Linked DNA regions of Homo sapiens: region 2 is linked to region 1. The links are chromatin contacts, found by Hi-C or POLR2A ChIA-PET in ENCODE. All regions are on one chromosome and are shown on one strand. The core of a region is the stretch at or near the end of the contact, and the rest is flanking DNA. Distances in the headings are between cores, read along the strand shown.

The links. Hi-C counts contacts between places; a loop is a spot of excess contacts on that map. ChIA-PET counts read pairs that join two places held with the same protein, here RNA polymerase II (POLR2A). Pooled maps may share reads with other maps.
Region 2: a loop to region 1 is called in a pooled map, with 2.6 times the contacts of the local background. The contact joins two enhancer-like sites. A Hi-C loop is called at or near these places in 2 of 50 pooled maps. POLR2A ChIA-PET finds 5 or more read pairs at or near these places in 3 of 52 experiments (A673, activated CD4-positive, alpha-beta T cell and activated naive CD4-positive, alpha-beta T cell).

Annotation. Positions count from the first base shown.
Region 1 is chr1:226,201,101-226,204,093 of GRCh38, forward strand. No RefSeq gene overlaps it. Among named protein-coding and RNA genes, the nearest start is that of ACBD3, 16 kb to the left of the region's middle. RefSeq lists an enhancer at 2,348-2,849. Within about 2 kb of position 1,616, at least 2 of the 41 ENCODE cell types and tissues checked have a DNase peak (open chromatin) inside an H3K27ac peak, as active enhancers do.
Region 2 is chr1:226,423,738-226,426,730 of GRCh38, forward strand. No RefSeq gene overlaps it. Among named protein-coding and RNA genes, the nearest start is that of PARP1, 17 kb to the left of the region's middle. RefSeq lists a silencer at 907-956. Within about 2 kb of position 1,419, at least 4 of the 41 ENCODE cell types and tissues checked have a DNase peak (open chromatin) inside an H3K27ac peak, as active enhancers do.

The DNA of each region.
Region 1 (2,993 bases), core at 366-2,865:
TGTTAACAGAATAATATAAAGAGAAAAATTTAGATAGAATTCTGCCACCAGAAAGCTTCTATTAACACAGGTTCTGTTAATACGATTGTTTCCTAGTGGGGTGCTTTCCTGGCCTGGCCCAGCAGAGGTTGCTGTTTGAGAAACAAAGCCCTCCTCCCATCTCTTTGCTTGGGGCTGGCCAGGGGAAAGCAAGATTTAAATCCAGTCTCATGGCGAGGGGTGCAGAGAGCTCTCAAAAGTGTGCACAGGATAGAGACAGTGTCGAGTGCCCATCAATAAGGGACAAGTGACATACATTATGGTACATCCATTCAGTGGAGTTCTAGTAGTTGTTAACAAGCATGCCCTAAAATGGAAAGATCTCAAAAATATATTACTATGTTACAAAAGCAAGGTGCAGAACCGTGTTTATAGTATGGTTCTTTTTTCTTTCTTTTTTTTTTTTTGAGACAGGCTCTCTCTCTGTCTGTCACCCAGGCTGGTATGCAGTGGTGCAATCACAGCTCACTGCAGCCTTGACCTCCCAGCCTCAAGCAATCCTTCTCCTTCAGCCTTTGGAGTAGCTGGGACCATAGATGTGCGCCACCATGCCTGGCTAATTTTTAAATTTTTAGTAGAGACAAGGTCTCACTATGTTGCTCAGGTTGATCTCCAACTCCTGGGCTTGAGAGATCCTCCCCACTCAGCCTCCCAAAGTGCTAAGATTACAGACATGAGACACCATGCCCAGCCATATAGTAGGGTTCTTTTGGATTGAAATATGTATGTAGATTAAAAAATAAAAATATATGGGATATATATGGGTGAGATTTAACCTTTCATTTCCTACTTTCTGTACTGTTTGAATTTTCCAGTCTTCCACATGCATTATTTTTTAAATGCCACTGAGAATTAACTGGGAAGGAAGATTATGGCTTATTTCAAAAATCTTTCTATTGTGTACATACTTGTATTTTTTTTTTTTTTTAGACGGAGTCTTGCTCTGTTGCCCTGGCTGGAGTGCAATGGCGCGATCTTGGCTCACTGCAATCTCCGCCTCTTGGGTTCAAGCAATTCTCCTGCCTCAGCCTCCCAGGTAGCTGGGACTGTAGGTGCCCACCACCACGCCCAGCTAATTATTGTATTTTCAGTAGAGACGGGGGTTTTACCATGTTGGCCAAGCTGGCCTCGAACTCCTGACCTCAGGTTATCCACCCACCTCAGTTTATCCACCCGCCTCAGTTTATCCACCTGCCTCAGCCTTCCAATGTGCTGAGATTACAGGCCTGGGCCACCGCACCTGGCCCATACTTGTATTTTTTAAAAATAATCTTTTCCTCAAAGCCTATTGTAGGATTTTTTTGAGCTACAGCACCTGTTGCTACCATAGCTGCTATGCCTCCTAGTGCCTGACACATAATAAATATTGAGCAAACATTTGTTCAATGGGTGAATAAATCTAATATAAAGGTCAGAAGCATTTCTTTTTAGCTTTATTTCCCTTCAGAGAATATTTCCTGAATTAAATTTACTGCATCTTCCCCTCTAGTGTTCCTACAGTCCCTGAAGGGCAGGTTAGGTGACAAGGTTATCTTAAACTCACCTTTTGCAGCTTTCCTCTTCTGCCAAAAGCTCAACCATCTGACACATTCATTGCAAAATTATGTAGCTGGGCACAATGGCTCACACCTGTAATCCTAGCACTTTGGGAGGCTGAGGTGGGCGGATCACTTGAGCCCAGGAATTTGAGACCAACCTGGGCAATATGGTGAAACCCCATCTCTACAAAAAATACAAAAAATGAGCTGCGCGTGGTGGCATGCGCCTGTAGTCTCAGCTACTCAGGAGCCTGAGGTGGGAGGATCGCTTGAGTCCAGGAAGTTGAGGCTGCAGTGAACCATGATCGCACAACTGCACTTCAGCTTGGGTGACAGAGAGAGACTCTGTCTTAAAAAAAAAAAAAAAAAGAAGTATGTACTGGTCACTTACTGCAAAGGACAGAACAAAGAGCTGCTGCTAATTTCTTGGAAAGATTTTCCTAGTGAAGTTATTCATTTAACAAACATTAATTGAGCACCTACCATATATTCCTGGCGCAGGATGATTGGGGTGGTCTCTGTTCTAATGTACCCTGAGGCCTGAGCACCATGGATCTCAGCCCTATCAGACCCAAAGCCTCTTTGTTAAACAGACAGTTTTTAATATCCCTTTTACCATGTGAAAGAAATTCATAAATAAAACAACATATGTACCCAATGAATTTGTAAATGTCCTAATTGTAATATAAAGGAGACATACAGGGAAAGTGACTAATAACAAAACTGTGAATGTTTGTACATGACTCCTAGGATGATCATGAAGTGGTCAGAGGTTTGAACCTATCCATGGAACCACCCTGAATACATCTGCTGCAAATGCAGATGGATACCAGCTTCTCTGTGGGTGATGTGATCTTTTAAATTTCAAACAACCCTTGAGAAACAAATTAGTTTCAGTAATAGATGCTTTCTTGAAAAATTCATCATATGTTAAAACCATGCACAAATTCACCGTGTTTATTTGTAAAAACGCAGGTTCTAGGCTCAGATAATTATAGATTGTGTTTTTGTCGCCATAACTGTCCAGGGACGAGGGATGTTGAGTGAACTGACCTGTGCATTGCAGGACATCTGGCATCCCCTGCCCCACCCAGCAATCACCAGGCCCATCCTCTCCAGGCCTGAGCCTTTTCTCCTCTGAGAAGAGATCCCCCACTGTTGAGAACACTGGGTCCAGGGGCTGCTATGTGAGGCGTCAGAGGCAGGAACTCTGAAAAGTCAGAAGCAGCCCTGTCTCACTGCATATCTTCAAGCACCAGGAAGTCCTGACACCCAGGAAAATGTGGTGTGCAAACCCCAGAGCAGGGACTAGGGTGATGGATTCCCAGGTGTCACACAGCAGGATTCTGGCTGGAACAGACATAAAGGTGATAATCGAATAAAACCCCCAGTAAGAAGGACCTTATAATAAGTACC
Region 2 (2,993 bases), core at 169-2,668, 220 kb after region 1:
CCAGGCATTCGAGACCAGCATGGGAAACACAGAGAGACCCTGTCTCGACAAAAACAATTTTTTTTTTCTGAGGCAGGGTCTCGCTCTGTTGCCCAGGCTGGAGTGCAGTGGCATGATCTTGGCTGACTGCAGCCTCCTCCTGTCAGGCTCAACTGATCCTCCCACCTCAGCCTCCCAAGTAGTTGAGGCTACAGGCGTGCGCAGGATGCTACAAGCATGCCAGGATAATTTTTGAATTTTTTGTATAGATGGGGTTTCGCCATGTTGCCCAGGCTGGTCTTGAACTCCTGGGGTCAAGCAATCCCCTTGGCTTGCCCTCCCAAAGTGCTGAGATTACAGATGTGGGCTACCACACCCAACCATTCTACAAAAAATTTTAAAAAGTTAGGTAGTCATGGTGGCATGGGCCTGTAGTCCCAGAGGTTGAGGTGGGAGGATGGCTTGAGCTCAGGGCTGCAATGAATTGTGATTGTGCCACTGCACTCCAGCCTGGGTGACAGAGTGAGACTCCGTCTCTTTAAAAAAAGACAAAAGAGAGAGAGAGAGCGAAATAGCAGTGCTTGGTAGACTGAAATTTGAAATCTGCTAGGCAGGGCTGTTGTCCTTTTAGGAAAAGGGATGGGAAACCAGCTGAGAATCTGAAGCTACAGGGAGAGCAAGGAACCAGCATCTGGGGTGAGGACAAAAGGATCTTAACGGCCAAAGTTACCTCTATTTGGCACCACCCTACTCCTCCTTTCCCTCTGGCCTATTGGCAGAGTGGAGCTTCTGAAGCAGGCTGCAAGTTGCCTTTGACTCTGATCTTGTTATGGGGTCAAGAACAATCTTTGCTTTTAAAATCTGGCTACTTATTAAATCTTTGAAGTTCGAAAGATTGACTAGGGCTTGGGGAGTTCATTCCATAGCCTGGAAATAAATTGCCCTATTGTCCACTAGATGGTGTTCAAAATACACACACTCACCCAGCACAGGCAACTCTGGAAACACACAAATCAACCTAATGAGGTGTGATGTTGATGAAAGAAACCCGCAAGATCTACTCCAGCCTGGGTTGGTTGTCTTGTTTAATTTGCCGGCAGCACACTTGGAGAAGAGATTTGGAAACTGGCAGGAGAGGAGGAAGATGCGCCTTTTAGACAATCCCTCTGGTTGCATTGTGAGGAAAGCTGCAAGGCTGCAGGCAGAGAAAATTGGGAGCTGTTGGAGCCATCCTGGTGAGAGGTGATGGCGGCCTGGACCAGGACAGTGGCAGTGGGAGGAGAGAAGAGGATAGTCCTAGGAGGCAGAAAAGGCAGGGGTTTGAGGGCAGACTGGATATAGCACTCTTTGAATTTGCTAGTTTCAATTTTTTTTTTTTATTTTTTGTTGTTTGTTTTTTCCTCTGCACGTTGTAAGCTCTGAAAGAGCAGAGATGTGGGCTTATCAGTGTATTTCCGGTGCTGCACAGAGTAGATACTCAATAGACTTTTTGGATAACAATGAATAACAGAGCTAACATTTTTTGCATGATAATGTGAGCCCTTCTAAGCACTGTACATGTATTAATTTCATTTATTACCCCTCAAATACACACCTGGGCCCTGGCCCAGATCCAAATCTCTGGGACAGAAACCTAGGCCAGTGTATTTTGAAAATCCTCCACAGGAAATCCTTTTCTTTTTAAATTTTTAATTATTATTTTTAGACATGGGGGTCTCACTATGTTGCCCATTCTGCAGTACGGTGATTACTCACAGGTGCGGTTCCACTACTGATCAGAACGGGAGTTTTGAACTGCTCCGTTTTTGACCTGAGTCAGTTCACCCCTCCTTAAGCAACCTGGTGGCCCCTTGCTCCCAGTGTGTCCGGAATTGGTGGGTTCTCGGTCTCACTGACTTCAACAATGAAGCCGCGGACCCTCGCGGTGAGTGTTACATTACAGCTCTTAAGGTGGCGCGTCTGGAGTTTGTTCCTTCTGATGGCCGGATGTGTTAGGAGTTTCTTCTTTCTGGTGGGTTCGTGGTTTCGCTGGCTCAGAAGTAAAGCTGCAGACCTTGGCGGTGAGTGTTACAGCTCATAAAAAAAGCGTGGACCCAAAGAGTGAGCAGTAGCAAGATTTATTGCAAAGAGCGAAAGAACAAAGCTTCCACACTGCAGAAGAATATCCCAGGAGGGTTGCCGCTGCTGGCTCCGGCAGCCTACTTTTATTCTCTTATCTGGCCCCACCCACGTTCGCTGACTGGTAGAGCCCAGTGGTCTGTTTTGACAGGGCGCTGATTGGTGCGTTTACAATCCCTGAGCTAGACACAAAGGTTGTCGAAGGCCCCACCAGAGTAGCTAGATACAGAGTGTCCATTGGTGCACTCACAAACCCTGAGCTAGACACAGTGTGCTGATTGGTGTGTTTACAAACCTTGAGCTAGAGACAGAGTGCCGATTGGTGTATTTACAATCCCTGAGCTAGACATAAAGGTTCTCCACGTCCCCACCAGACTCAGGAGCCCAGCTGGCTTCACCCAGTGGATCACGCACCAGGGCTGCAGGTGGAGCTCCCTGCCAGTCCCGCGCCATTTGGCCGCGCTTCTCAGCCTTTGGGTGGTCGATGGGACTGGGCACCATGGAGCAGGGGTGGCGCTCGTCAGGGAGGCTCGGGCCGCACAGGAGCCCATGGAGGGGGTGGGAGGCTCAGGCATGGCGGGCTGCAGGTCCCGAGCCCTGCCCCTCGGGAAGGCAGCTAAGGCCCGGGAGAAATCGAGCACAGCGCCGGTGGGCTGGCACTGCTGGGGGACCCAGTACACCCTCCGCAGCCGCTGGCCCGGGTGCTAAGTCCCTCATTGCCCGGGGCTGGCAGGGCCAGCTGGCTGCTCCGAGTGCGGGGCCGCCAAGCCCACGCCCACCGGAACTCCAGCTGGCCCGCAAGCCCCGCGCGCAGCCCTGGTTCCCGCTCACTCCTCTCCCTCCACACCTCCCTGCAAGCTGAGGGAGCCGGCTCTGGCCTTGGCCAGCCCAGAAAG